Linked DNA regions of Mus musculus: all the other regions are linked to region 1. The links are chromatin loops, found by intact Hi-C in ENCODE. Cell type or tissue: left cerebral cortex. All regions are shown on one strand. Region 1 overlaps Dpp10 (dipeptidylpeptidase 10). Region 2 overlaps Dpp10 (dipeptidylpeptidase 10). Region 3 overlaps Dpp10 (dipeptidylpeptidase 10). Region 4 holds the start of Dpp10 (dipeptidylpeptidase 10).

What was found. Peaks named below come from ENCODE experiments on the same cell type or tissue, not always from the same donor. Only the 100,000 strongest peaks of a DNase experiment are listed, where the experiment ranks them.
Region 2: a loop joins it to region 1, with 5 times the contacts of the local background. A loop is called at or near these places in 2 of 42 quality-filtered maps.
Region 3: it touches region 1 in a loop (4-fold over the local background); 2 of 42 quality-filtered maps call a loop at or near these places.
Region 4: a loop joins it to region 1, with 10 times the contacts of the local background. A loop is called at or near these places in 3 of 42 quality-filtered maps.

The regions. Positions count from the first base shown.
Region 1 is chr1:123,897,931-123,905,930 of GRCm38, forward strand. It overlaps Dpp10 (dipeptidylpeptidase 10), which reads right to left. Exons shown (of 26, transcript NM_199021.3): 2 at 7,132-7,246. Among named protein-coding and RNA genes, the nearest start is that of Dpp10, 140 kb to the right of the region's middle. In left cerebral cortex, no CTCF peak of the experiment used is centred here; DNase peaks (open chromatin) are centred at 3,122, 3,490, 4,916 and 5,411; H3K27ac peaks cover 1,694 bases.
Region 2 is chr1:123,621,892-123,629,891 of GRCm38, forward strand. The region is part of intron 5 of Dpp10 (dipeptidylpeptidase 10); the gene reads right to left. Among named protein-coding and RNA genes, the nearest start is that of Gm24791, 240 kb to the left of the region's middle. In left cerebral cortex, no CTCF peak of the experiment used is centred here; DNase peaks (open chromatin) are centred at 3,802, 6,568, 6,907 and 7,388; H3K27ac peaks cover 1,967 bases.
Region 3 is chr1:123,607,592-123,615,591 of GRCm38, forward strand. All of the region lies in intron 5 of Dpp10 (dipeptidylpeptidase 10), which reads right to left. Among named protein-coding and RNA genes, the nearest start is that of Gm24791, 220 kb to the left of the region's middle. In left cerebral cortex, no CTCF peak of the experiment used is centred here; DNase peaks (open chromatin) are centred at 3,224 and 6,850.
Region 4 is chr1:124,042,624-124,050,623 of GRCm38, forward strand. It overlaps Dpp10 (dipeptidylpeptidase 10), which reads right to left and starts at 2,936. Exons shown (of 26, transcript NM_199021.3): 1 at 2,749-2,936. The coding sequence starts at 2,820. In left cerebral cortex, CTCF peaks have their summits at 1,014, 3,561 and 7,834; DNase peaks (open chromatin) are centred at 1,008, 1,801, 2,493, 2,848 and 2 more places; H3K4me3 peaks cover 3,380 bases; H3K27ac peaks cover 3,180 bases.

The DNA.
Region 1 (8,000 bases):
GCCTTGTGGGCCCCTCCTCAAGTCATAATGAACTGTTGAGGGACCCAGTTTTATACAAGTTTTTGCTTGCTTTTTTTCTGATTGTTGTCCCAGTAAATAGGACTAGGAAACCATCTTTGTGTCAGTATTACAAACAGCTAGGTTAGGTGTTAGATTATACATAAATGTAATGCCAGAGAACACAACAATGCATCAATGTCACATTAGGGAATGAAATAATGATGTCCTCTTCAATTTCATTGACCAAAAAAAATTAGTCTGCACTGAATTCTGCATTTCTGTCATCATATCTCCATTTTTTAGCAGTTTGTGGTTACTGGCCTGTCTGTGGTCTGTCTGTAGCATGGACCTGACCTGTCCCTATTATCTCTCCTTAACAAAGAACTTTGCTCAACATTTATTGAACAGCACAGAAAACATGGCACAGGACAAGAATGATGAATTCTCTATAGAATTCTTTAGCAGTTTTACAAGGAAAAACGTCAACCAGCTGACTCAGAATTGTATAGATATGCTATCAACCTACATCTATGAGGCTGGCAACATTTTTGGCGAATATATATTTTGAGGTTTCATCTACTGTGTTGGCCTATTTAAGCAAATAATTATCACAACACACACAAACACAACACACACAACACACACACAGTTGGCTAAGAAGCATTGAAAAGAACATAATAAAAGTAAAGCTATTCACTTAGGTTAGATTGTAAAAGCTGATTCCATGGGAAATCCAAAGCAAGAAAGGTTGGTGATATCGGTCTCTTAAAGGCAAGTTAAAGTTACACAGGCTGAACACACTGTAGAACAGAAACAAAACCAAAAACAAACAAACAAAAACTTTAGATGTCATTTGCTGTGAGGTCTGGCACAAATTCAGTTTTTTAAGGGGTCAAGATATATCATCATAAATATATATCACTACTATCCTGGAGCACATTTAACTGTCATTCTGATACTTAGGCCAATTTGTTTACATTCGCTTGCATTTATTTTCTCCAGGATCCTATGGCCTGCTAATTATTTTACAAGTACACACACACACACACACACACACACACACACACACACACACACACATAGTTCTAGATCAAACTCACTCCTCCGGGCTCCTAACTTCATGTCCTCTTTTTAGTTTTGTTTCATAACCCAGGAGTCCAGTTTGTGCTGTTTATAAACTTGGGGGTCTAGGACCATCCACTTGAGCACAGTTTAACTACCAGGGTCCACACCCATAAATAAAACTGGCTTTCCTCCCACAGAGGCCATCAACTGTTAATAGCTCCTCAATTAGGAGGAGCCATCAGGAGCCCCTCCTTGATTCTTGCTGGAATGTTGACTGCCTTGATCTTGTGCAGGTGGTATGGGAACAAGTAAACCCCCTCTGAATTCAGGTGTACACAGTCCTGGCTTGCCTAGAAGGCATTGTTTTGTTTGTTTGTTTGTTTGTTTGTTTTCCTGGACCTTCTCAACTTCTGTCCTTTATAATTAGGCCATCCCTTTCTCTACAAGAGCTCTTAGGGATATATGATATATATGATATAGAAATCTCATCCTGTGTGACTAGCCTGGCCACTGGCATTTATTCTTCGTATTATGATCAATTGTGAGGTGCTGCATTAATCTCAAAGCAACTTTTCTGATGAAACCTTAGAGCTGCACTATTTCTATTGGTGTATATAGAGAGACTTAGTGGGCAGTTGATACCATTTTCATTTTGTCAAATAGTACTGGTAGGTTCACTCCCAGGGCCTGTGATGTTTCCAACTATGGGTTTTTAGACAGGTTTACAGTACCAGGCATGTGTTTCCTCTTGTAGTGTAAGCCTTAAACAGAGCACCATGGGAAAGGAGGCTTATGTGAGGAGAAGGATGGGAGAGTATGAGAGAAGGGGAGGGAGAGAAATATCTAACACTGAGGAGATTTAAACCGTACTATTAAAACTTAATTCTTTCATAAGATTTCTAAATAAGAGTTTCTACAAAACACTGTGACACACACACACACAAAGAAAAGAAAAGAAGAAAAGAAAAGATAAATAGAAAAAAACTAAGCACCCCTGTTTTACAAGCATGCCAGAATTGGTTACCACATTCTTTTAAAATGTTTTTTAGAACATAGTAATAGTCATCCTATATTTAAAAACATTGTGAGTGTGCATACACACAATTAGTTTTATATGAAGCGAGTTGTATACATTTGCACATTTATGTAGTTGCCAGAGGACAATCTCCAATGTTCTTTTGAGGAAAAACTTCCATGCCCTTGTCCTTTGTGGACAGGGTCTTTCATTGACCTGAAGTTCAACAATGAAGTCAAACAGAATGACCCTAGAACCCCAGGGATCCTCCTCTCTCCACCTTTCCAGGGTTTCTATAAAAGACACAAGGCACTGCAGCCAGATTCTGGCCATCGAACTCAAATCTTCTTGCTTACAAGGAAAGCACTTTAACAAATGACCTTTCTTTCCAGTCTCTGCTATACACTTGGTGGAAATCTGGGACTAAAAATAAAATTTATTCATATTAGACTGATTGCAATACTTTTAAGCATGAAGGTATTTGTAATAGTTACTATGCATTCAAACATGAAAGCCTTTGTATCATGTTTGTAGAATACAAACATTGTTGACTTTATAGTCATTGCTTTCAATGATTCCCAAGTACCAGTATCAAGGTCTTCCCAAACACCTTTCTCCTCCTTCTTCCTTCTTCCTTCTTCCTTCTTCCTTCTTCCTTCTTCCTTCTTCCTTCTTCCTTCTTCCTTCTTCCTTCTTCCTTCTTCCTTCTTCCTTCTTCTTCTTCCTTCTCCCTTCTCCCTTCTTCCTTCTCCCTTCTTCCTTCTTCCTTCTCCTTTTCCTTCTCCTCCTTCTCCTCCTTCTCCTTCTCCTCCTCCTCCTTCCTCCTCCTCCTCCTCCTCCTCCTCCTCCTCCTTCTTCTTCACCATCTCTATTTCTCTCTTCCCTCTCTTCTTGCTCCTCCTCCTTTGTTCTACATTTGGGTTTTTGTTTGTTCATTTATTTTAAGACAGAATCTGTCTATGTAGGACAGTCTTAGCTATCTTGAAATTTCCTCTCACTGCAACTCCTCAGCTGGCCTCACACTCATAGAGACCTGCCTTTCTCTGCCCTCCAAATGCTGAGATCAAAGGCATGCAAACCCCAGTACTTATTTCTTAAAACTAGTACAAGCTAAAGCATATGTATGTTTGGTTAATATACCTATGTATTTAACTTTTCAATTAAATATGGAGACAGGATTTTTCTTTTCAGAAATGTTACTTATTAAAGGGGATACTTGATTGGTTAACTCAGTCTTTGAAAACAATTAAGCCTTCTCTTCACAAGGCACAGGAATTCCTACAAGCTGGCAACTCAGGCACCTGTCTGAAATTACCTCTGTAATAAAATATGCAATCAAGCCAAAATTACAATGAACATGTGTTCTTCTAGATATAGGCTTGCATTCCTCAGCACTTACCCACCCACGGGCTTCGGGGCTATTTTGAGAAGAGCAGCTTCTGAATCATTTCTCAGACTAGATAGTCTCTTGTGTGCTTTCACTCATCAAAATCTAAATGTTACTGTTTTCTTCGGTGAAAACAACACAAAGAGAGTGTGTGTAAACGGGATTTGTATGTCAGTAGACTGGTCACCATTACTATAGCTGCTGTTATTCTTACTATGTCATGTGACAGTCATTTTTTATGATAGGTACAAAGGCAAAGGATCATTTCATAGCCCAGAAAACACTATGTCTGCTTCTGTCTCTGTCAACAGACTCTTTCCTTGACAACTCTCTCTCTCTCTCTCTCTCTCACGCACACACACACACACACACACACACACACCTCTGTTATCACTGTCATCTCTCTGTGTCTGTATCTGTCTGCCTCTGTATCTCTGTTTCTCTGTGTAAATCTCTGTCTCTGTGTCTTTATCTCTCTCTCCCTTTCTGTTTCTTCCACTCCACCATTATGCCATCTTGTTTTGTTATCTCCTTCTGTCATCTCTCCCTTTCCAAGTGAAACACACTTGAAAAATTATAAATTAAAACCATAACTGTTGATTTCAGTTGTATGGTTAATGTCATATGCAATTCAGTATTTGGACTGGGGATGGGAGAATATCTAGACTTATGTGTTTGTGTAACAGGAAGAGGTTATATATTTAAATTTTAAAAGAGTAGGAGTGCCAGCCAATACCAGAATATCTATACTATGGTTTAATCTTCACATTTACCTACCAAATGATTTTCCTGTGTATGTTGTATTGTGGATACATACATACACATTCATGTTTCCATGTATGTAACCACACATGTACACATAAATGAGTGGATGCCATAGACTAACATCAGATATCTTCTTCCATTTGTCATCTTATCTGTGAGTAGGAACTTTCAGTTGAGCCCAAAACTTACCTTCTCCCCATCCTGTAAGCTCACCCATCCTATTTCTGCAACCTTCTTTTACTTATATTAGAACCAGCTTTTTGGGGCTTCCAATATAGATTGAAAACTAACAGTTATCCAGAAATAATCCAGGCCTTCAACACCAGATTGGAACTGGGCAACTACCCAATTGAACCTTTCCAACGTCATACAGCCATTTTGACTTCCTGAACCATACTGTGCAAGCCATTCTAATGATTCCCATTTTAATGCATATATGTATTAAAATCACTAAGTTAGAAAAAATCCTGAGTGAGCCACAGAGGGAGAGGTAGTAGAATCACATTGAATGGGTGAATTCAAAAGAAGCACAGAAATTCTGGAACCAGGCCTTCTTTTTCTGCATCTGGGGGATAGGCATGCATTCAAGACAGCAAAAGCAAATGGTTCATTTTTTGTAATTATGCTCAAATTCTTATGTTTAAGCGAAACACCATCTGAACAGAAGCTCATCTTCCTGGAGCGGAGCTTCTTGGCATGCTGCAGTCACTTATTAATGCCATCACATTGCTCAATTACTCCAAACCACAGATGCACGAATGAGGCTGTGAGGGGGAGGCTCCCCGGAGCAAGCTGGGTGAGCCAGCTCTTTCCAGGAAATCGGGTTTTCTCTCTTATTTCTTCAGATACCTTTCTCTCTTCTTCCCTCCCTCATTGGCTACCTTCCTTCTTTCTCAGTCTCTCCAGAAGATAAATAAAAACTACCAACTATTTATTTTTTCTAGTTTACATATTTTGGAAGTCAATATTTTTAAAAGATGGAATATTTCACCAAGTAGCCCATTGGAGTGATTGATAACTGTCATTTGTGTAATTAGTCACTATAATTACATGAGTAAATGACTCTGAAATGGAGCTCCTGTTAATCACATTTGTTTAATGGGAAATAAGTTCACTGTCTTTACAGGGATTAGATAATGGTGAAGTTGGTGGTGGGGGAGCGGATGTGTTTAAATGCAACATGCTTAGCAACAGGTTACAATTTTGTTAAGGTAAACTATGGACTCAATGGAAAGGTCTTGCCTCACTAACAAGGAGGAAAATAGAAGACATCTAATGACAGTCTATGTACTTAAGGACCTAGATTTATTCCAGAAATGAATGCATTTGCATAACACTAAGCACACCTGGGCACCTTGTCTTTGCAGAAGATACCCAGGTGGGCTACAGAAGTGTGCTGGCTTTGTGCTTTTCTGGAAGATGGCTTGGGGTGCCTGTTACTTCTGCCTCACTTTTTAACCCCTACTAGAGCATAGTGTAACTCCTAGGGATTAAAGTAATGCCCATGGGTAAACTAAGTGCATGAAAATTCCCACACAAGATTATGTAAATAACCCCGTCCAAAAATTATCATTGGGGCAATACTCATTGAAATATTCTATGTTTGTAAAAGCACTGATTTCTGAACATGTAAAATACTAAAAATAAATAAATTTTATTTATGCTCTAGAGAGACTAAGAAAGGAAAGAAGAGAGCCAAAGGGGATGGAAGAAAAGAGAAAGGGTATTGAAGAAATCAGAGATAAAATACAATTTCCTGGACAGCGATAATTCACACAACACGCTCTGTGGAGCCTCTCCTTTACTGCTTTCTCATCAGTCTAAGGTGTCAAGATACCAGTAACAACACTGGAAGAAGAGACAAAGGGAAAAGATCTCTACATTCTGATCTGTCTCTTGTGATATGATCTCTACCCTCTCAGATCCTCGGTGTCCATATATTAGGTTAGCATACACAGAAGTACATACAGTTCCACATGGCATGATCTCGTGTTTCCAGCCACAACAAAAGCCAAAAGGGACTATTACTCCAGTCACTGCATTTCCAAAGACCACAGAACCAACTCACTCAACACTCAGGACAATTTTGTCACCAGATTCAAAGTGACTCTTACTCATAAGAGTTTGCTCCTTTGGGGTCCTATGTATCTTGGGCTGGCAACAGCCTATATAGCTACGAATAATTGCATACTTCTGACTTTTGCACATCTAAACTCAGCTGCAAGGATTAAGGCTCTGCACCATCACTCCCTATTTACATAGTCCTGGATGTAGGTTCCAGGGTCTCATACATGCTGGTTGAGCACCCTTCTAACTGAACTACAGTTGCAAGGCCCCATTTCTGAACTACAGGTGCCCTTTCTTTTTGAGAAGGCCATATAAATGACATTTATATAAATGCTTATGTATAATTAATAGAATTTTGGGTTTGGTTTCTTGCACTTAGCTTCATGCATCCCTATCATTTTGAAGAATTTTGTGTACATTGAGCATTTACTCATTTCTCTGTGGAATACTGTTTTATTACATATTTGTTCAAGCATTAGCTACTTGAAGGATATATGGATTCATTTCTAGTTTGGGATGATTCCTAATAAAATTACTATAAATTGTGGAGTGCAAAAATGAATCACATATCTTTCTTTAAATAGTTATGGAGACCACGAATCTCCTTAGCATCCTTCTTTTACATGTTTCAGGATCCAGCTTCACCCTAAATGCCCACAAAATATTGAATCCACAAATATCACCATGTCATTAGGCAAATAATCTAATAGTACTTTTAAAAAATCCAGCCTGTATTAGTCTGCCCAAAGAAACCACAAAGAACGACCTTTGTAAGGCATGATGAACATATCTACCATAATGCCACTCAAAGAGAGGAACCGCAATGGATTACCTGGTGTTAACAGGATGACAGACATTGTGATGAGTGAGCATACCACCAAGATCACCAGCAGGGCAATGGCGATTCCCTTCCAGTTTCTTTGTGGAGGGCTGTTACTTCCTAGTTCCTGCAGAGACAGAGAAGGAGTTTTGTAATTATAACATGCTCCAGGAGATATACGTTCTTAAAAGAAAGATTCAGCACAGGCACGATCGCAGTTTGAAAGCTGATTAGGATCAGTTTTCTCTTCAGCAACATCTTTAATTATTCAAAGGTGAATGGATTATAAATGGATGGATATATTTTAAGGAGTACAGTCTATTTTCTTTACCAGAGAAGGTGACATCATTTTATACATGCTGTCTTGGTGTAAATGAAGCTCCAATTCATTAACTCTAGGTAAAGGACTCTGCCAAAGTGCTTTGGAACAACAATGTCATCCTGCCTTTCTAATCACTACAATGGAAGATAACACGAAGAACTGAATCCTTGAAGAACAGTCAGCTGCTGGTCAAAATGTATGAGGAAAAGATTGGAAACAACAAAATGATACATGATATACTTTACCATCAAACAGTGCACACTTTTTTTTCAACAAAGCAGGTTTATTTCAAATAGGTTTCCCACCATTCATTAAAAACAAACACAGTGTAGTAGCTAAATTAAATGATTACTTGCACTATATGCACATACTCATCTCTCTCTCTCTCTCTCTCTCTCTCTCTCTCTCTCTCTCTCTCTCTCTCACACACACACACACACACACACACACACACGAGAGAGACAGACAGAGAGACAGAGAAAGATAAAAAGCGAGTGAGAGACAAATCTTTAAAAATATCTCATCAACACTGTTTCTGAGTGATCATTGTAACACTTGG
Region 2 (8,000 bases), 280 kb before region 1:
CATGCCCTCCCATACACAAAATAAATGTGAAACAAATGTTTCCTCAAAAGAAATTAATGGTATATATTTTCCAAGTAATTTGCTCCTAAAATTGTTTTAATTTTCTGAAAATAATTCTTGAATAGCAGGCTGGTTTGGATGAAGTAACTTGACAATGGGTTAGATTTTCAGTACTTAGAATTTCAGCAGGCACATCTGTCAGCTTTGTAGGCAATGGGCTCATTTCCACAGGGTTCCTGTTAGGACACTATTAGCAAAAATAGTGAAACTTCTGCATCCTCCATACTCCAGAGACATTCCTGCATTAGCTCTCCGAGTTTGTTTCTGTTTTATTTGGGAATGAGGTAAGAACAGAGGAGTTATCTCTGTGGACTCAGGCTGCCCATGTATCTGTGACAGATCAAGACCAGTGCCACAAAGGGGAGAGAGATTGAGTGAGGGGGAGGGGTAGAGTAGGAGGGAGGAAGGGGAAGGATCAGGCTATTGAAGGAAAGGAGAGAAAGAAGAGAAAGGAGAGGAGAAAGTAAAAGAGATCAGGAGAGAGAAAGAGAGGGAGAAAGAGAGGGAGGAGAGAGAAGTAGAGAGAAGGAGGGAGGGAGGGAGGGAGGGAGAGAGAGAGAGAGAGAGAGAGAGAGAGAGAGAGAACCTAGAAGTTTGTTAAGGCATACATCAGAAGAGAAGAGTTGTCTAGTATAGAAGATGCATTTATTAAAAACATTAAAACACATGTTTCTTCCTTGCTCTCTCTTTAAAATGTATGCATATCACTGGGCATAACTCTCTACTGTAATTCATCATGTTGGGATCCAAAGGATCTGCAGTGAAGTTTGGTATTCATGATCTAAGACAGAACAACACTGGGGGCTACATATGTGAGAATTCTGCTGTAGATATTCACATCAGCCTTTAAAGGCTAAATACACTTCTTATAATGTATATGTGTGCGCACATATATGTGTACACATGCACACAAATATATGATATATATACATATATATGGAAACAGGAAAATAATAGAGTTCCATGTGGCTGTGGATTCTTTGAGGAGTCACCTAAAACCTAAGGAATGGAGTTGAAAGCAGGCAGTGTCTTATATCTTGGGTATCCTAGGTTTGGGGCTAATATCCACTTATCAGTGAGTACATATTGTGTGAGTTCCTTTGTGAATGTGTTACCTCACTCAGGATGATGCCCTCCTAAGATACAATTTGCTAAACACATGAAACTCAAGAAGAATGAAGACTGAAATGTGGACACTATGCCCCTCCTTAGAATTGGGAACAAAACACCCATGGAAGGAGTTACAAAGACAAAGTTTGGAGCTGAGATGAAAGGATGGACCATGTAGAGACTGCCATATCCAGGGATCCACCCCATAATCAGCATCCAAATGCTGACACCATTGCATATACTAGCAAGATTTTATCGAAAGGACCCAGATGTAGCTGTCTCTTGTGAGACTATGCCGGGGCCTAGCAAACACAGAAGTGGATGCTCACAGTCAGCTAATGGATGGATCACAGGGCTCCCAATGGAGGAGCTAGAGAAAGTACCCAAGGACCTAAAGGGATCTGCAACCCTATAGGTGGAACAACATTATGAACTAACCAGTACCCCGGAGCTCTTGACTCTAGCTGCATATGTATCAAAAGATGGCCTAGTTGGCCATCACTGGAAAGAGAGGCGCATTGGACACGCAAACTTTATATGCCCCAGTACAGGGGAACGCCAGGGCCAAAAAGGGGGAGTGGGTGGGTAGGGGAGTGGGGGTGGGTGGGTATGGGGGACTTTTGGTATAGCATTGGAAATGTAAATGAGCTAAATACCTAATTAAAATGGAAAAAAAAAAAAAGAAAGCAGGCAGTGTCTACAGACTCCCATGGAAGAAAATTATTTTTCTCTTTAGATGCCTGTGTATGCCCATAGATAGATCAAAGCTAGGACTATAAAAGCAGGAGACAATGAAACCTTTGTTGACCATTGTATTTGAAAGAGAGTCTAACACAAAACTAGGTCTGGACATTGGAAGTGGTCTGTGTAAGGTTCTAGAAAAGCTAAACCAAGTTTAGACAAATGACAGTATCTGCTGAGTAGCCTGTCCTTCCTCCTCAATTGACCTTGTTACATGGAGGGCAAATTTCAGGAAGCTGAAATACTGCAAGGAAGAATAAACTGTTAAAGGTGTATAGCTATTTACAAAGGAGGTATTGTGGGAGTATCCAGAAGCACTTGGCCATAGCAGTAAGCTCTGAAGTCTGAGGTTATGTGCAGCTAGTGGGACCATGAGATTGGTTTGTGAAGCCAGCATATACCAGCCTATTCTGCCCAACACATGAAATAATTCTATGTCTGGAATGAGCATATTTGATGGATGTATCTCCATTAAATTCAAATTGATGATATCTCTAAACTAACATTAGTGTTCAGATACATACAAAAGGATGTTAATCTTGGACATTTTGGTTTCAAAATATTAAATTTCTGTGTCAGTAAGAGACAAGGGCAATTGAATAAGAGAATAAACCTGATTTTTGTGTCTAAATTTTCTAATAGTAAATGTGTATGAGGGTGAATTTTGACTTGTGACCATTTTGTTGCATAATATAATTTAAAAAATTCTAATCACTTTGAACAACTTGAGTTTTGTCAAATATAAATTCTAGATACATAATAGGTTTGGAACAAGACTATTTTTTGTAACCATTTGCATTAAGAAAAGACAGGATTACTTATTCAATGGACAGACTTATAGAAAAAATTTGGTACTAACTCTGATTATTTTTACAGTATGTGTATGAGTGTGAGAAAGTGAGAAGAGGTGATGAATGGGCTAAACTGGTGTTGAGTATGGTACCTCCTACATGTAACAAAGCATGACTAAGTTTATGGCAGCTGAACCCTGAGCTGTTAACTCAGAACTGGTCCATTGGTAGAAGAGTGAATGATAATAACCATTGAAACATTCCTCAAAGCAGGGCAATGATGGCACATGCCTTCAATCTCAGCACTTGTGAGGCAGAGGCAGGCAGGGTTCTGAGTTTGAGGCCAATCTGGTCTACAGAGTGAGTTCCAGGACAGCCAGGGTTACACAGAGATACCCTGTCTCTGGGGGGAAAAATAAAGAAAAAGAAAAAAAAAGAAATATTCCTCAATTCAATGGTGTGGTTTGTTTGAGAAGAGTTGAAGGTTTGAATAAGATACTAAATATATACAAAAGCAAAGCACAATCAGAAAACCTCAAGGTTCCAGAAGAGGATGTACAATTTTCTCCCAATGCTTTCATGAACACAAATCATGTATACATAGATCACTATGTTAAAAATCAGAATATTTTCTTTGTTAGGACAGTCATAGCACAGGTATAACGAAATATACCACAAGTTCTACAACTACTACCTCTAACTTAATGATATATTCAATGTCCTGTCCCACTTAAGATCCTGTTATCTACCAAAAATGCATGGAAATGTATTACTTTCAAGAATCAGAATATTTTTTTGATAATTTAATAGATTTATTCATTCTAGTTTCAAATTGAGAAAGAGGTTTTCTGTTTGTTTAAGGAAGACTAACATGAGTGAAATGACAGATCAGAAAAAAAAAACTAATCAAGCTAAGTTAATATACTTATTAGTTCTAAAATTATGATGACTCCCATTTACAAATAAAAGTTACATTGGTTTCATATTATCTATAAGAGCAGGCTGGCTATCTAGGCGGAAAGATACAATCTACATTTGGATATAAGGTTTCACGGAAATGGGGTGGTGTAATTTCATAATTTATGCCCAGTATACCAGAGCTAAGATATCTACAGGATATACTTTGAAAGTCAAATGACACCAGGCTTGCATATATATATATAAAAAAGCAATATCTAGATAGCAGATGAATAATGCAGTAATGTACATTGAAATGTTCACATTCAATTTCTCTGAATTTCTTTTGGCATGGCAATTTCTCTTTAAGTCTATTCATCTACAAGTCTAGGCTACAACAACTCTATGAACATTTGATCCAAGTCCTTCTTTTTCTATCTTCTGAGTCATCATGCTTAGAGAGACATCGTTTCAGACTTCATGCTTCAAAATCTATGAAATTAAAATGAAAGTAACGTTTGACTCTATATCTTAATACCTTCTTGTCTGAAATCAAAGAAGGAAAATATTAAAGGCAATAGTCATAGAGAGATACTGGCCTTCCTAAATGTCTGTTAATAATTGTTTAATCATCATCCATAGAAACTCAGACTCATGGATTTTATGAACTGGCACTATCATTCTAGGCTGAATATTTAATTTAGATATTGTCCAACATTATTTAAATCAGTGAAGTTACTTTAAAGGTAGGTTTCCCACATATTTTATCATTTCCTAAAATGTACTACTTTGGAAAAATCTCCTGATGTTTCTTTCACATGCTCAGAACATGTCAGAGTCCACAACAGTCCAAGGTGAAACACAGAAACAAATTCAGCCTAGAGAATGCAGAGCTCAGCAGCCTTAGCTATCAGAATATATTGATCACATTGACAAATCTGTGTGAGTGAGAGAACTGTTGTCCTGGAAAGAGCCTTCCTAAATGACAAGATCAAATTTATAGTTAAAGTGTTTGAAATTGCCTATAAACACAGACGGCATAAATGAGAGTTTGTCTATCACCAACACAACGGTCTACATGTTTGCCACATACTCAGCATTGCAAAACCCCAGAAAGAAAATTTAATCTCAGGTGGGGAAACAAAATTCTCACATTAGCATCTAAAAGAGATCAATTTTGAGCATTTTAAATAAATCAGTGTACCATTCCTCCTAGAACAGCAATTTGCTTTAACTGGTATCACAGAGATAGGGTTTTATATAGATAGGGAATCTCCCTTTCCTTATTAGACAGGCACAAACATAAAAAATGATAGAGTTATTGGCTAGTGATTCCTTTCAACTAAGCTTGGAATAGATTTGGACACTTATGCCATCAAAGGTAGAAAGCAAAGGAGAAAAAGGTACATTTATTGATTCTAGCTCAGCTATCACTCTGTCCCAGAATGAAAAGTCCTGGATGCCTATACACTTACTATAGATATCTTTCTAAATAAAATAGTAGCTATCTTCTCCTATGCTCCCATTTTTTTTTTTTGCTCATGAAATGGGACTGAACATGGTACCATGCACAAGTAGGCAAGCATAAAACGCCTAAGCTATATCCCTAGCCAATTCCCTCTACACATCTATTTATGTATTTACCTCTCTATCTTTCTACCTGCCTACCTATCTCCCTCTCAAATTGTTTTACAATTTTGTACATACATGTAATGACTCATTTAAAGTTTTACTCACTATTTTTCTTTCTCATTCACCCTATATCTCACTGAAATCTTTTTTCTTCCCCATGAGTCCCTACATTGAGAAAAGTGTCTAATATTTTATTTGTATGAGTTTGCCTGCACACTCCATGCTTGCTGCCTATAGAGATCAGAAGCGGATCGCTATACCATAGTTAGAGCTGGTTGTGAGCCACCTTATGAGTCTTGAGACTGAACCTAGTCCTCTGATAGAGCACCCAGTACTCAAATATCATAACTGTTATGCCATCACTTCAGCTTGAATCCCCCTTTTTTGAGACAGGCTTTTTAAGCCTTCAGCCTGTCCCCACCCTCGCCCTATAGCCCTGGTTGGTCTTTAATTTATACTCGTTTAGTTGTTTACTTCACGAATAGCTGGGATTATAGGTTTGGAGCATCAGGCCATTCTGGAGGTTTATATCCCATCGACAAAAGTCTCTAGTCCACTTATTTTGTAACTTGGACTTACTCTCATGAATGCTTTGCTTTGAATCTAGAAATTAATGCTGGACTGCACAATTTTCACTAAATCTTTTGTTTGAGAGGTCCATATTACCTCAAGTCACTATTCCAATCTGAAAAGTCTACAGAAGCTGGTAAAATATTAAAAGTAAGACACAATATAAGAAATATATTAAGAATTGAAGAGAAGAATGTTCCCCATTTGGTGATTCTAAGGAGGTAATTTGAGAAAACCCCACCTCCATGTGTCTAGAGGATCAGATTTCTCAGAATTTCAAGTCTTGGGGAAAAGAAAATATGTTTTTATATAGCATCTTACATCTTTTAAGTGTTGAAAGCTGAGACTTTTTGTTGTAATTTTGAAGTCACTATTTTTTGCCAACACTATAAAGGTCAACCCAAACACAAGTGTGATTGGGCTAGTTTACTACTTTAAAGTTAAATAATTTAAGCAAAATGTCAGGACAATGTATCTTTTGATTATATATATATATATATATATATATATATATATATATATATATATATATGTGTGTGTGTGTGTGTGTGTGTGTGTGTGTGTGTGTGTGTGTGTGTAAACTCTGGCAAATGAGATTTCTCTGATTGTTTTTTTCATTTTCATGACAAGTACATAAATAGATTTTAAATTGTACCAGGCCATAAGAATTTCAACAGAAAGTCTGAACCAGCTGCAACCCCATATTGGGCTTTCCCACATGCCTTTAAATATGCTTTCAAGTTGATTCTCATCTCAACTGAAAACTTGACAAAGAAAATAGGTCAACGCCTAAGCAGATGGAGACTGTGAATTTCATGCAAAAACTGAGAATGAAGGTCACTTTCTACATGAAAAAGATACTTACAAAAATGGAAATATTCTGGGGTCATGAATTTGCACTGGAGATTCGTGTCTCAATATTGTTCTAAGCATATGTCTATTAACATACGTTTGAACACACTTTGTCTCATTTATTTCATTTTCGCTGTGCATTTTGAAAAAAAAAATATTTTAAAGACGTGATGTGAATAACATAGAGGATTTAATGACTTTGGACTAAACAAAACTGGACTGAAGAATCAAGCCAGCATCTGTGGTTTATGTTCTGAAATCCACATAGGATGCAATGAATTCAAATCATCTGTTCCTAGTACTTCATTATGTAAACCATTAGATTTCAAATACAGAGGAGCCGGGCGTGGTGGCACAGGCCTTTAATCCCAGCACTCGGGAGGCAGAGGCAGGCAAATTTCTGAGTTCGAGGCCAGCCAGGTCTACACAGTGAGTTCCAGGACAGCCAGGGCTATACAGAGAAACCCTGTCTCAAAAAAACAAAAAAGAACAAACATACCAAAAAAAAAAAAAATAAAATCCAGAGGAAAACTCTCTGCAATTACATAAGAGAACTTGCTAGCTATCCTGTAGCTTTATTTTAGCCTAACTAGCAACTCTTCTATTTATAATAACTTTTAGATTTTTCTTGAAGGGGCAGTCTCTTACATCATGGAGAGCAAACAGAAAAAAATATTCATGCTGAAGGAAAGGGTACAGTGTTGTGGGATGATGTCCTCCATGCATGATGAGGTATTGCACTATGAGAATCTCAACAGCTGGGATTAAACACGTGAGACCTACATCAACCCGAGCCTCTCAACAATTCATCATGAAGGGAAAGGAGGCACATGAGGACTCCTCCACACCTGAGGGCTTATACGCAGTCAGTTGAGGGTTGACTGAGAAAACAGGCTTAGGAGATATCACCTCTACCTGAGAGTTTATAGGGAGTTAAAAGTTGCAAGCAAACAATGGTTCATATAACTCTACCCCTGCCCTAGGTAAAGAGTGCTAGGTGGAGAAACATACATTTTCTTTAACTGTCTAACCACTGACATGAGAGTTGCCCACTAGTCACAGTCCTAGGCCCTATAAATAACTCTACCTCTCTTCTTGTACAGAAGAACTAACTAATTTTTCAATAAAAGGAAAGAGTTTACACTGTGTGTGGGTCACAAAAGTAGAATAACTAGAATTATTTCAGGAAAGGCAAGAGGATCAGGAATACTAGGAGGAATAAGACAGGGTAATAGCAGTGGCAAGCATGACCAAAATGCATTATGTCCATGCATGGAAACTCCTACTAAAACGCATAACTATGTAGAATTAGTAAATTCTGATTACAGGAGTACTGTCTCTTGCCTG
Region 3 (8,000 bases), 290 kb before region 1:
TACATTGCAGTACTCTTGTGGTTTAAGAACCAACTGGTAATCAGTTTTAATTCACTTTACCATAGATCATATTCCCTAGTTCTAGGGTTTATGATGTGATTATTTTGGGGATCACCCTACCCACCATTTCCATCTATCTTGGAGGAACAAATATGTTAGTGAGTTCTGAGATGGTCATGAAGGCCATGCTGAGCACAAATTGAATTAAGTCAGCAAGCTGAGATTTTATAAGGAAGTAGCATGCTCAGAGGGAGACCATGTGTACAAACAAAAAAACATGTTTGATCCATTAGGAATAAAGTTTATAAATGCAAAGGAGCCCTGGGCTCTTCCACTTGATATTAATGATGGTGACAGGAAGTGCCTCTAGAGGAGGCCAGCTCTACACATGTGAAACCCTTTTCAAGTTTAAATTCTAAAGCAGCCGGGAGCCTTCATTTTTCTATAACAAAGTTTAAAGCTGAATTCCATCTAATAAATCAAAATTAAATAAAAAGAGTATGAGCAAAGTTTTTCTTAGCGGTTAGTATAATTTATTATTTACTTCATTGGCATACATTAATTATCTCGAATAGGAGACTGGTTTAAAACATTTTCATGCATCTTTATGTTGCACCATCAGAAGGTGGTGGCAGAAGGTTCAGAAGTTCAGTGCCATCCTCAGCTACATAGCAAGTTCTGGAGCACATGAGATTTGGTCTCAAAATATATGAATTACCATCTAAAACTAAAACAAAAATAAAAATAAATCAATCAATAAATAAATGGAAATATTTTTATTATATTCACCCCATTCATTTCTCTCATCTTCTTTCTCCTCTTGCTATGCTTCTTCCTTCCTTCCTTCCTACCTTCCTTCCTCAGTCAGTGTATCTTTTATTTTCATGGTGTGTGTGTGTGTGTGTGTGTGTGTGTGTGTGTGTGTGTGTGTCCATAGCTAGGAGCTTCATAAGCATTATGTACATGACCATGGGTAAGTAGTTCTTCATAGAAGTACAAATGCCTGCAACCACTGAAGAAAATGTAGGAAACTTTTTGTTTGTTTGTTATTGTTTTTCTATCTATGTACAGTTTGATGGAAGAGATGGCACTTGCCTGAATTTCTCTGTGCCATCCCCAATTCTTGGTATCAAAACTCACAGTCCTCATGCTCTTCTTACACAGGAGAAAAGATAAGGAGCAAAATATGAAGTTTTTTTTTCCTAAATTTATGGCCAATTTTTGAAGGTAAATTTGGAGAAATTTTAAAATAAACATGCATGGGGCTAAGTAAATACTTACAGCAGACAGATTGACATGATACACATGAATTAGATCCTCTACCTTGCAAAACCAAGGGGCTGTGGTACATATCTGCAATTCCAGCTCTGAGATGGGAGATGTAGGAAGGTAAGTAGTTAAATGTCATACTTACACAGGAAATCAGAAGCCAGCTTGAATTATATAAGACATTGTCTTGAAAAATTAAAGTAATACATAAACAAATGATGATTAAATTTGAATAAATAGAGGTTTAAGATGATTTTAGTAGCATCACCTCTCAGGGAAACCACACAAGAGGTCAACTCACTATACTATACATAGGTTCCACTAGAAACTGTTCTCAGCTTCTTCTCTTCCAACCTCATGGGCACAGTGATAGCCACAAATGAATTTTGGCATATCAGATAGACAAATTTCCAAGGTCAGTCTTGCTACAGAGAAAAATGAGGCAAAGATGACACTGCTGGATACTTCTGGAAGGCATTAGAACCTAAACGACTGCACTCTCTAATGTGCATTCACTAGACACATAGTTACTAGTTAATGACATATCCCAAGCATTTTCAGTTTTTGTGAAAAATCTAAGATAGTCCCCATTTTCAATGAGCTACTTACCTAATTAGACAATTGAGCCATTTGTTTAGCAGATAACCATATGCTCTAACTTACAGAAACACAGATTGTGCAAGCAAGAGTAAAGTTAAATAAGCACGTTTAGGAAAGTTTTCATGAAGACACAACAGACTATGTCACCAAACATTCAGAAATAGGATGGTGCTCAAATAGAAGCTTCAACATTCTGGGTACCGTTCACCTTGCTGGAAAGTAGTATAGACACTTCTAGAAAAGTGGTCAACAATTTACAAACCTGGTGAGCTACAATAGTGATCTTCCTGTAAAATATACCCCCAGCAGCAAGAGTTACATAAATGGTATTAGAGTACCCAAACACTTTTTGATTGTATTTGAGACCTGCTCCATCAGATGGAACCCATATTTTATACCATTAGTTAAGGTCCCTATGAGAGAAATTATTATTATTATTAGTAGTAGTAGTAGTAGTAGTATGCTGAGGAAAATAGCAATAAAATGATTCCTAATGATATATAATCATAATATCCATAGGTATATACTTCACTCACTCATCATCAGAGAAACTTCTTGTAGTAGAAGATAATTAACCAAGAGACCCAAGACTGGATAACACACAGAGTGAGGACTTTGAAGAACTCATATTTCAATGGGATGTCTGTACCACACTGCTCTTTTCAAAACTCAAAGATCTGTCTAGAGGAGGAGTCAGAAAGATAGTAAGAGGGAGAGGAGGTATATGATTGCAAGGGAATACTTTTTTCCAGATACAACAAGAATGATACAATTAAAAGAGTGAACTCACAGAGACACATAGTACCTATAAGTACTATATAAGCCCAAACCAAAGAAAATTCAGCAGGGCTACATGACAGTGGGAACAAACTCCTACCTACAATCAAGAATCTTTTTGCAATTAATACCTGCTGAGAGAGGGAAAACAAATCAATTTTCTTCAGTGGAGTGTCCCTGGGTATATTAACCATATCAGAAGACAAGAGGCATACTCAAAAACAGTTGGCCACACAAAAGAAACTCATGCTTCACTTTTCTTTTTTTTTTGTTTTATTCTGCTGTGTCGTGTGAGTGAGTGAGTGTGTGTGTGTGTGTGTGTGTGTGTGTGTGTGTATCTGTGTGCTTGTTTGCTATATAGTTTGTTAGTGGTTTTGGTTTTCTTTTCTTTAAGAGAGAAAGAACATAAAGTGGAGTGGGTAGGAAGACTGGATCTGGAAAGAGCTGGATCAAGGGAAAGAATTTGCTTACAACATATGGTAGGAACAACTTAAAAACGAAATTAAAACATTCTTTGTGAGAAAAATGAACATTTAATTATGAGCTGGGAATTCAGTTGAAGATACTCTAGAAGATAATAATGGTGAGGGTGTCTTAGTCTGTGAAGGATCTAAAGCTGAAGCCAAAGGAAAAAAACAGTGTGTTGGAGCATGGGGAGAGCAACAAATCTGCAAAAGAGCTTCCATCACAAAACACATCTTATTTAGAAGACATACATGCCAAATAAAAACATGGGAGCTGAGAGAAAATAGAGTAGGTAGGTGCAAATTATGTGCTATAATTTTTATTGTTTTATTTCTTTTTTCCTTGTGTGTGTGTGTGTGTGTGTGTGTGTGTGTGTGTTTGCATGCATGTGTGTATGCACATTCCTATGTGAATGGATGCCTGTGGTGGTGTCAAGTTGATATTGAGATTCTTCCTGGGTCCCTGTCTACTGACTATTGTTGAGGTGATATCTTTCACTTGAATCTAGAACTTGCACCTGTGGTTACTTTTATTAGCTAGCTTGCTCTGAAGATCTCTTGTCTTCTTAGGAGGAGTCTGGAATTACAAAAGGATGGTACTTCTGTGAGGTACTTATATATGCGTTCTGAGGATCTGATCTCTGATTCTCCTTTGTGCAGTGAGCTTTAGCTGCGTATCTTGTCTCAGTGTGTTCTAAAAGGTGTACCACTATGCTAAGTGTGCAAATCATTAAAATCAGGAGCCCATGGGGGTTTGAATAGAAGCAAACAAACCTGCAACTGTTGATACAAGGAAAAAGATACTAAAGAGACATATCTTCCCTTCCCTTAACTCTCAGACTCTTGAAACAATGGAACATAGGGAGCAAGAATTTCCTTGGAAATCTTAAGCTAGAAAGATAAAGGCTGAATGGACCACAATGAATGCAGAATGTCCCTAGAAATCTCAAAGTGGGGACGGAAAGGCTGAAACTTAGTACCACCCAAAGGAACACAGTTCTTCCAACATCCAAAACCACCTTGCAGAGGAGAAGGGAGTCTAGAAATTGACTGTCAAAAATGGGTGGGATCACACCTTGACCAGAACTGCTTACCTAGGCACATCTCCTGTCGTCTAATCAAACCAAGCCTCATGTTAAACTACTAAAGATGGGCGTAGGCATCACTCTATAATTTGACAAGTCAAATTTGAAAACTTTTAAAGAAATAGCTTCTCTCTCTAGCCTTAATTCAAGGAAATGAGTCACTAAAGTGGATGCCTCAGAATAAAAGTTATGAGACTTAGAAACGTACCTAATTCAAAAGCACATGATGTCTTCTTGCACTGGTACTTTTTCCTATGGTATTTATGCAAAACTAAGGTGGGTGTTTAAGTTATATTAAGTTTTTTAACAGATGTATTACAGATTCAAGTATTGTTAAACGTGGGTTTTTTGTTTGTTTTGATAAAATTTAGATATCTCTATAGCAACCCAGGTGTGATGTTGCATGCTCTGATCTGTAAATACAACAAACCTTTAAAGAGCACGATATATAATACTGCAATTAGACAAGATTGCTTTGTTCAGACAATAGCTTGGAAAATAGTCTGTACTGAACTTGAGGGATGTGATTCTGATGGAAAAATGATCTTTAGAAAGTTAGTTTTTAAAGGTGAAAATGGTTTAATTTACAATGCCTTTGTGAATATAAAGTTTCAGTTATAAAATACACGTGCACATACATGTGAACTCTCTCTCTCTCTCTCTCTCTCTCACACACACACACACACACACTCATAAACAGACAGTCAAATATATACATATACACCTAATACTTCACATAAGTTTTTTGAGGAAATATATAAAAATAATTTCTAAACATTCTCTGAGAGTTTAAAAGTTATCAAGAAATTTTGTTTTGTTTTGTTTTGTTTTATTCAAAAACAAAAGCATCATTCTCTGCATTACGGTAAGTTGTTCACAGATTCATCTTGTAGGTGAGGAGACATCTGCACTTATGTCTGCTTGTGGAGAGAGAGCTAATTTTTTGAGGGACATTGACCACAATTTAATGGATGGCCCTACACTATATAGATAGTACTAATTGGACTCAATGGATTATTGTACAAAGAAGAAAGGGCAGGAAGATGGGAGGAAGATGTGTTGGGGGCAATCAGAGGGAGCTGAAGACCAAGAGAGAAGAGTGGCTATCATCAAGATACTTTGTTTCCATGTGTGAAATAGTCAAAGAATAAATAAAAAATTGTAAAGTTATCCATTTTAATGTTATTCATGTGAATGTATACTTTTAATAGCAACAAAAGTGTACAATAATCTGCAAATTCTTTTAAAGTATAAGTATCTTAGGCAGCATTCTTGTGAAAACCAGAGCGGAGGACACAGTGTCAGTGCCCCTGTGGAGAACAGTGCTATTTCTTCTGGGTTTCTAGATACTGTATATTAGATTAACGGTGGTGGCAGGAGCCACAGAGTGACTGGATACCAAGATTGCCCAGGATCTCCATGGATCTCATTACTGGGCTTCCAAAAATCTAGAAAACAGTGATAGGCAGAGCATTTGCAACACAGGAACTGCTTCTGGCTTCTTCAAACATTTAGTAGGTGTGAAGGTGCCCAGGGCAAGCAATGGTCTCTGAAGCTCGACACATGGAGCTATGGTGCTGCTTACATACATTGGCTCCCTCCTTTGCAGTGTCTTGGGAGCTAATGCATTAACACTGATCCGATTTCTGCAAAGAATGATCCCTGGTCTGTGGTGGGGGGCTTGGCTTGTCAGTCAAGCGTTTACTCTGCAACCATTAGACCTGGTTTTGATTCCCAGAAATCATGTACAAATGCTGAAAGTAATCCCAGTTCTAGGAATGCAGAAACAAGAGATTCCTGTAGCTTGCTGGCCAGGTAGTCTAGCAAAACTGGAAAGCACCAGGTTAGTATCTTGGAGTAATGTTTTTGTTCACTATGTAAAGATTACTCTTGTATTATTCAGACACTGAGTTCTGAATTGGCAGTGATCTAATTACAGGCTGGATATTTGGAACTGTTGAACATTCCCTGCCTTAATATTTTGTAAACAGTGATTTCCATCACCTTCTGATTGGTTAAGAAGTATATGACCTATAGCAGAATAGTAAGATGGGACATCAGGGGAGAGAAAAAGGAACTCTGGGAAGGAGTCACCATGGAGACAAATGTGAAGCAGAAAGCCAGGATGGCAGGTAATGGTCCTTGTGGCTGGGAATTAGGCTGAGAAAGAGTCTAAGGTCATCATAGTCCGGGTTAGAATAGTTCAGTGTCTGCCTACTTATAGTGCAAGAAGCTTATTAATAGGTATAAACGTTTTAATGTCACTATTTGGAAACAAGGAAGGGTGTAGAAGGCCCACGCTTTTACACTGCCTATAATAAAAAGGGGGAGTATAGATTAGGAAGATAATCTGGGGTTGCCCTCTATGTTCCATATGCATGTGTACATGCACATCATACATACATACCCCCTATCCTAAACACACAGATCAGGAGGGTAGCCCAGACTTTGGCACAGTAGCAGCATTTTTCATGGTTATTTTTCATTGTATTTGTTTGATCTTATCTTTTAGAGCTTCTGCAGTGCAGAATCATTCTCTCAATTCCTAATTTCATACTTAAATAAAATAATCATGTCTATATTTATGCTTTTATCCAAACATGACTCACATGCACTATTTTCTAATTTTGTCTTTATGCACTGTTAACCGTCTGTCACATTTCATAACTATCTTGGCAGGAATGAGGAGATCCTAAGGAGACTCTTGCACCCCTCACTTTGACTATCAGAGTGAGACAAGGACTCATAAGAAATTAAAGTTTTGTGAGAAATTTCATAATGAGAAAAGAAAAAGTTTGAGTCCTTTCAGGAAATTCATTTCTTGTAAAAAGACTCAAAACTTCTGAGATAACCTTGCAGGAAATACTGGAGAAGAGACTGTGGCCATAATGAATGGCTATACCACACCTTTACTGGACTCCATGGTTATGTATAGCCTTTGCCCTCATTGTAAACATAAACCTGTGTCAGATCTCTAAAGACTGTTATAAAAATGTCACTGAGCATCTTCTTTTTTATCTATCTGTTCAATGTGGCAACACTGAATAATCTCCTTTTTTTAATGTTTTTCAGTATTGTGTTTATGCCTTTGATTGGCATGTTGAAGATGATTAGCAAAACTTGTCTGGGCCCAGGCTCTGTCCCTACTACTAGTAGTAGAATTAAGAGAGTGGAATTTCCATAATAGCTCATAGGTTTTGTACATGGAGAAACATTGCTTTCTCTAAGAGGAAATTCTTTTGATATATTCTATCTGGATTTTATGACAGCATGTGGGCACAGAGGAGACTTTTGGGTACAAATTTTATTTATGACACCAAAATATTTAATGAGAAGTACCAATCATATATTTCTCCCATGATTAAATATACGGACAAAGTCTCCCATGGGGAAACATCACATATTCCCAGGAATGCCCTTGCAAGCTAGGGCAAGTTTAGGTAAATGCAAACTTGAGGGTTTTTTGTTGTTGTTGTTTTTCCTTTAGCCTCAATTAGGTGATTTCATGGGATTATTTTCAGTTTCCCATTTGTCTTTGCTTCCTGACTACTGATACAGTATTATCAGCTCCTTTCCATTTGTCTTTGCTTCCTGACTACTAATATAGTATTATCAGCTCCTTCATACTTGTTACCATGATATTTTAGCTACTATAGTTATGTAGTTTCCATAGCTCAGAAAAATAACCATGGCCAAAAGCAACCTGGAACAAAAGGAGTATATTTTATCTTATATATACCTTTGTCTATCATCTAAGAAACGTGGGGCAGGAACTCAAACAAAGCGAAAATCTTGAGGGCACACA
Region 4 (8,000 bases), 140 kb after region 1:
ATGTGCACAGCCCCTGCTGTTTTCTTAGGAGGCCTTGCCTCTAGTCAGGGTGAATGTGACAGAGGACAGCAAATGACAAGAGGAAGCAGAGAAAAGGAGCCCTTTATAGGCTACGATAGTTTCCGGATTCAATGACCCCCTAGCCACCACCATTCCCAAGAATGACTTTTCTTGCCCCGTGCTAAATGCATATATGTCAGATGCCACAGGGCAAGGCATCTATGAGGCTCATGAAAATCACTATCACAGAAAGTGAAAGACCTTCTGGACAACATTCAAAAGTCTAAATCACTCAGAATCAATACACACTGAGTGAGTAGCTGGAATACGCCTCCTGTTTAATCACCGAAAAGAACTGCATGAAGGTAAAAGTTAAGTTAAATTTATGAATTTTTATTTTGAAGTATTCTGGCAGCCAGTACAATTACTGTAACATATCTAGCATGACATGAACATTGTCTGATTATTTGAAAATTTTCAAGGCATAGTGACTGAATCTGTTCAATTCTTTGTTTCAGACCATAACTTAAGCATTCACAATGGCCATCATTTTATATATTAGTCTTTGAACAAGGAGAGTCCTAGCTACAAGGATTCCCCAGGAATTTCTGAAAGTATCCTCTGAGGCTAATGTAATAGTTATATCAGCCTAACTTTGCATTTACAAAAATCACCCTCTTCCAATACATGGACTGTATGCATATTACTCACACTTTGAAATCATGTGCAAGCACAGAATCTCTTTTAAATACCCAATTAGAATTAGACTTCTGCAGATGACCACTCTCTGAATATCTGAAATAGCCATTACCAATATTCATGCTAGGGAAATAAATGAATCCACGTTCGAACCTCTCTTACCATGTGAATTTTAAGTGTCAGGTTAATCCTGACAAAGGGATTTGCCACGCATATATATAGTGTGCCTCTGTATATCTGCCTTGCCTCTTGCAAACCTCCCCCACCCTTCCAGAAGCTGTCTGCAGCACCTCAAGTTACCAGCTGGTGTCACAGGTTAGTGAGCAAAAATTTCATGTGTAGACTCTCTCCTGGCTAATCATTCTTATCGGTTACATCCCTCCTGGAGCAGTCGAGAGTCCAAGCCTTGTGGATAAAATTTAAGGACTTCAGCCTTAAAAGGGAAGATTACATCCGTGTTCCTCTCCTGAAATATTTTTCAATAAGTCTGCCAACCAGTCTCTACATGGTGATGTGTGCTGATGGGGGAGGGGGGCAAAGAAGAGGTATAAGAAGAGGGGACATTGTGGAATAAATAATATTTTAATCTTTGCCTTCTTATCTAAGGGCGAAGAATGGGTGGTTTAAGGCTGCAGACGCTTCATAAACTGCAATTTTTACCTCACTAAACAGAGAGAGCTGTAAAGCACTGAAATTTTCCACCTGTGTGAAACACATGTGCAGGGAGATGGGATGGGATAGGAGAGGGAGGAAAGAGACCACAAGCCAGGGGAGATGACCAAGACTGGAATATTAATAACAACATTCCTGGCATCCCTTCCTCTGCTTCAGCATCGCTCTGGGCAATTTGGACAGCTCCTCCAAGGCTACAGTGTTTAGAATACCAAGAGCTGAAGAGCTGGGGTCTACTTGCCTTGTATGGTCCCCCAGCCCAGTCACTGCACTTCTAACTGTGAGCTGAGTGTCTATGCTTAAAACGCCTCTAGCAGCCTTCCACCGACAGTGCGCTCCTTGGGCAAAGAGCTTGGCGCTCCACCTCCTGCATCTCGCTGCGGGATCATCTAGCTCCATAGCATTGCGCTGACCAAGAATGGCCCTCTTAGTCCAGTTGTAATTGATGTAAATATGATCGCATCTCAGGCAGATTCTACAGCCTCCGTCCTCCTTGAGAGAGCTTCGCCTCGCTCCTGATCCCTCCAACTTTAGAAAAAGCGTGACTCAACTCTCAAATCTCCCCCAAACCAGACCCAGGAAACAGACATTTCTCCATAACATTAGGCTACAGATTGTCTAAAGACCCAAACAACACCAACCCAAAAAGGGTGGCAGGTATCAAAGGACGCAAAGGGGACAGTAATAACCAATCAGCCAATACAGGGCACCTTAGTTCTGCAGGGCACCTTAGTTCAGCAGACGCTACACATCTAGACCCAACAAACCACCAAAGCCAGACCTTCCTTGCCATTCTGAATGATAAACGCCTTTTATTCCCTCATGCTCAGTTTCACCCGGCAGACTAGAGAAGTCCTCTTTTCCCACCCTGCTTTTCCATCATGATCCTCTCAAAAGAAAACAGAAGGGAAACTCTAATAGCTTAAAGGTCGTTTGCCTACTTCAGTATCTCCAGCCAGCGCGCGTCTGAGCCAGTGAGACAAGGCTGGACCTGTTCAAGAGCCAGTCTCCAGGACAGCGCTAGATCCATTCCAAATGCGTTCAGCAGAAGTCAAGACTCCCCACGGTAGAACAGATCACCCCTCCATCCCACAGCAGCCTATCTGCCTTGGCACATCTCCAGCCTTTACCTCTCTGCCCGCTTCCCCACGGCTCTCCACCTTGAGCATTCTGACGCCAGAGCGCACTAGGCTGCTCTAAGTTCCTGCTGGGTCCATGGATGAGACAAGAGAGCCTGGGAGTCGGGCGGAGGGAAGATGAAGAGAGGCAAACGTGGGAGCGGATCCTGAGGGACTAATGTGTGTGTGTGGGGGGGGGGGGGACACTGATTGGAGCCACCCCTCCCTGGAGGGATAGTCCCTAGAGGCCAACTCTCACCTGGTCGGCTGGCTGCGACTGGGTTGCCCTGGCCCCTGGGGTGGGTTGCTGCTCCTGCTTCATGGCTGTCATCCCCTTGCCGCCCGCGTCGGAGCTCACACTTCCTCGCGGGCACTTCACACTCGGGGACCGTCACTTGGCAAGCGATCGCATGTCACAGACGCCCCGTCGCTCTCGGAATTGGCGGAAGAGAAAAGCAGCGGCGGCAGCGGTGGGGTTTGGGGGGGGGGGGGGAAGGGGAGCGCCAGGGAGGGGACGGAGAGCGGCAGCAGAAGCAAGTAGTCTCCCTCTTTTGCAGGATCCCTCTTTTCCACTACCGCAGATCCTCGGACTCCCCACTGTCCCCGCCCCCCCACCACCACCCGAAAATGCAGACACCAGATGCGACCAAGTGGCAAGTTAGTGGAGCGGCGGGCGGCTGGCTGCCAGCACCTGATCGCGCCGGAGCGGTGGCTTGCAACGCCGGAGGAGCCAGGCTTTCATTCTACCGCAGTCCGCCACCCGCGCACCCGCACCGCCGCCGGCCCTCGGGGCTCCCCGCACGGTGCTCAGCGCGCCAGGTGCAGCAGCAGCAGTAGCAGTAGTAGCAGCAGCAGCAGCAGCCAGGCTTTGCGCTCCAGCATCTCCCGAGCAACCTTAAAGCGCGCGGGAGACAGCCCCGTACGCGCTCCCCACTGGTGTAGCCCAGGCCGCCAGGCTCTACGGGCTCCCCCCAGCCCCCCGCCCACCCCCCGCGGGCTCTGGATAAAACCCGGAGAAACGGAGTGTGAGCTAGTGCAAAAACCCTTGGTGGCTCCAGAGCGGCCACTAGGCATGCTCCAGCACTTCGAGAAAGCAGGGGTAGCAGGGGAGGGGGTGCGAGGGGGATCCCCGCCTGGGGCCCCACTGGGCGTGTGCGACACCTGTCTGCACCGGAGACATTTGTCCCATACAGTGACCCAAGGGTGTGCATCATCTACTGACTTAAGGCAATAGAAAGGCTTTAACTTCCACCTTGGATTCCTGAGATGGCTGAACGCACTGGAATCCCTAAAGGTTTGTAAAAAAAAAAAAAAAAAAAAAAAAAAAATTGACATTAACCACACATGGTTCTTCTTTCCACATCCTTTTTACTGCATACATTTTTTTTTTTTAATTCTTAAGTTCTTCCTCTCCATTCAAGCCATTCCCATCCCGAGTATGTTTCCCAGAACATTTGTCCAAACAGGAGATAAGAGGAGGGGGAACAAGGGCTAGATTAAGGCTCTGATCCTCTCCATTCGCCTTCCACCTTTCCACCTGTATGCAAGAGCTTAAACTACAGCGTGGAGCCTGGGACCTGGAGCCCTGGTACAAATCAGAAAGTCAGCCTAGTTTAGAAGTGGAGCACTGTGGGCTATAATTATCAAAGGTCACTAATTTCACCGGCACGTACCTGCAGGTGGCTCTGTCCAAGTTGCGCAGAGGAATATATTTTGGTAAATGGAACACAAGCAATGTCCTAGTCTCTGATTTCTGGGTCCACAGAGGATTGCTCATCACTGAAAGGCAAGAGGGAGACAAATATCCCAGCATGGGTTTTCTCCCCGAACCGAGTTGGTCCTGGGGCTTGAACTCTGGTGCTCATGCTCCATACCCGGGAGCATCTTTACCTACAGAGCCAGCTGGTGCTTTGATAAATTCAGTAGTTGGGTAGAAGGAACAGAAACCTTGGTGTTGGGTAGCTGTGTGGGGGTATGGTTAGCTAAGTGCTGTCTCCTTTCCTGTCCCAGTTACTCTATGAAGTTGCCACTTGTCAACTGTCTACCTTTGCTAATTGCGTTACTAGAAAATTATGTTTACCCCCAACAGTCATAAAAACAAATCTGGGTGAAGGCAAACCTTTACTTTTCAAACATCTGTGATCCCTGACTTCTTGTGAATGTTCTATTTGTTCTGTTTGAGTAGAAATAACATTTTGATGGGAATAATTTTACTTGTTGTAAAAGTATAAAGCATGTATAAAAATGAAATACAAGTAAAATAGCTAGTCTATAAATCTAGCAACCCAGATTTTTCCCTTCTATGTCATTTGAGTGGCTGGGGAGACAGCATGCATTATTCAGAAAAATGCGTCCATCTTTACATTTTGCTCATCTCTTCATTATTGGAGTGTACGAATCCTCTCAAGCGATTCCATTTTGGACAATTTGCTCAACGTGAGGGAACTTACTTTATGACAGATTTCTTTCACATGGAGAAAGTATGAGGCAGGAATAGTGGCTTCCATTTGGGATAACTTATTGGATTGAATTCAGTGGCTGAACTTGCATTCACTTTTAGTATTCAGTATAAAATTTACTTTACTTTCAAATCAAGACATAAATTGTTACGTGCTTCACTAACTCTGGTGCCTGGGAGAAAATCTTACTTTCAAGAATAGGTTATTTGAGTCTTTGCCTTTTGTCATGGATACCTATAGTTTAAATTTCAGAAACTTAAATAACATGTAAATTGATTTCCCCAAATAAAATACTCTCTCTATATATAAAATACTCTCTCTCTCTCTTCTCAGAAATGTGAGTAAATGAGACATTGGAACTACAATCTTAGCTTTTCTAGTTCTAACTTGATTTCCTACTGAAGGGAAACATTTCTTTCTAAGAAATGTTTGCAGTTCTGTTTAGTATGGTCTCTGATTACAGCATCATTAAAGACAAAGGTAGAAATACTAATTCATAATCTAATATTCATATAACAATCACTGCACTGCTTGTGTGTGTAGTCCCCACCCAGGCTTAGGCAGGCTGGCAGTTGCTCCTGCTGTATCATTGTGGAGCTAAGAGCCAAGGGAAGCCAATGGCAACTCACCTCTGCATCCATATCTGGTAAAATTAAAATTTCCACACTGGATCACTACTAAGATCCCTGCTAGCTCTAAATCTGCGTAATTTTACATGTTTAGTTTCGTAAATCAGAAAAGTGTCTCCTGAGTGATAAGTTATTTACTTATGTTTACAATGTAGTAGGGGGAAATTAGATTATGAATATATACAGATTTTATATATATATATATATGAGGTAGCTCACAAAAGAGACTTACCTATACATTTTCCAGTAGTTTCTTATTACACTCACTTGCATAGTAATTATATTGCTTTATTAGTATCTTTAGGATTCATAAATGTAAAATTAACATTTAATTGACATAGTTGTGCGGAAAATAAAAAGCTTCATAATGAGGTTAGGGAAATGACTCCTTAACTAGTGTTTCCTGCACAAGCTTGGGACCTGAGATCAGATCCTAAGCCCTCACACTGAAAATCCCTGGTGGGATTCCATGCCTGTAACCCAGAACTGGGGAAATAAAAGGAGGAGGATCCCTGTGGTTTGTGCACAAGCTAGTCCTGCTGAGTCAGCAAGTTGCAAGAGAAAAATCATGTGTTAAACAGTAAGATATAGAGCATCAGAAGAAGACACCAGATATGGAGCTCTGGGCTTCTCACATATGTGCATGGATGTTCCTGGGCACCACACATACATGTACACACACATACACACACACACACACATACACACACACACACACACACACACACACACACACACACACACACACACACCACAGAGGAACCCATGGGTGCTTACAACGTAACTCGAATAAGGTATAAGGTAAAGTATAATGAGTTTTGTGAATGCCTCTGAGAAAATTTTCTTACTTTGTTTCTTGGAGGAACTAAAGCACGGGCATTGTAACACTTGTGAGTAGGTAATGAGGGTTGTTTCCTGTTCCAGTGATGGAAAATCATGCTCTTACAACTTAGAGACACCTGATAAAGCCACCCGTAAAATACTCCTCTTATAGGTTATACATGTGTTCTGATAGATAGCTGACCACTTCATTCAGAATAATTTACTAAATTTAAGTTCACTGTTGTACTGTGAAAATGGAATGGCTTCAGGTTTTCATGAAGACACAGTTTACACAGCTGCCTTCTCCATGGATTCACTGGGTTCCTAGAGACACCCCCCCCCCCCCCAACCGTTTTGCAGACATCTCCCCTGGGCATCTCTAGCTGGCTGCCAGAGTCTCAGAAGTGAGATACTCCACTGTATCACCTTTCCCCTTAGAATATGAAGTTGAGACATTCAGGACAGGTTACGAAAGTAGATAATGAGGGAATTGGCTCAAGATATTATTAAAATAATTCAGCATCCGTGGCAAAGATAGATTGTTCCAGAAAGAGGCATGTTCTATCTGTTCTAATCTTCCATTTCAAAACATAGGCACAGGGACAAAGAAGCAAAATTTACTCTCTACCAGCAAGCAAGTAATAAATAAGACCCAGTTAAACGCTGATATGTCAGAAGAAGACAAAAACGCCCTGAGATTTTACAGAGCAGAGTAGAGACAAACTCTTCAAATTCAGATAAACTAGATAAAACTAATGTGACCCTGAAAACAGCTACTTGCATAGCTACCCCCACACTCTTCTCTCTTTTTCTATAAGTAAATCTGCTTTGTCACAAACAACCTGCCTTCAGAGGGCTTTTCCCAGCAGGTGCTGGTCCCCCATTGAGTGTCTGTAATGAGCAGAGTACTAGAGAGACAGAGTTTATAAGCCAGGCTTCAGAGACCTGGCAGGAAATGGGTCCAATTAGCTCTTTGCACATGAAGATGCAACTTTAGCTCATACCATTTGCTATCATTTGGTTTCGATTTATAAATTACTTCTCCTCACCTCTATAGGCTTCTCAAATTCCCCCACAGTGCTAAAGCGTCTCTCATGTCCTTGGGCAGAAAAACCAGTACAGTGAGCATCATTCAGAAATAAGCTGTATATTTCTGAAGGTCTTAGCTGGCAAACTATAACAGATGCTTTGTTTTAAAGAAAAAAGAAAAAGAAAGAAGAAAAAAAATGGACAGGAAGAAAGAGGCAATGCCTATTCAAGTGCTGTTCGTGCAGGCAACTCTGCCTGTTCTGAGCTTTTTTTTTTTTTTTTTTTTTTTTTTTTTTTACTGTTAACTAAACTTTCTGTCACTCTCTGTCTGCGACAGGAAGACTCTCCTGTTATAAAAATTCATAGCCCAATTATGATCTCTGGTGGAAGGAGACAGAGTTGCAGTATCCTCAGAGTCATTCCTGTTGCTCACCAGAGACCTGGGGATATTGACAAACAGCTCATTCATACTGAGTTGCAGTCTGAAAGAGTCTCTCTGCTTGTTATATTTACACACCTCACGTCTTCCTTTCACCTCACAGCCTTCGGTGACATATATAAGACCATCAAGG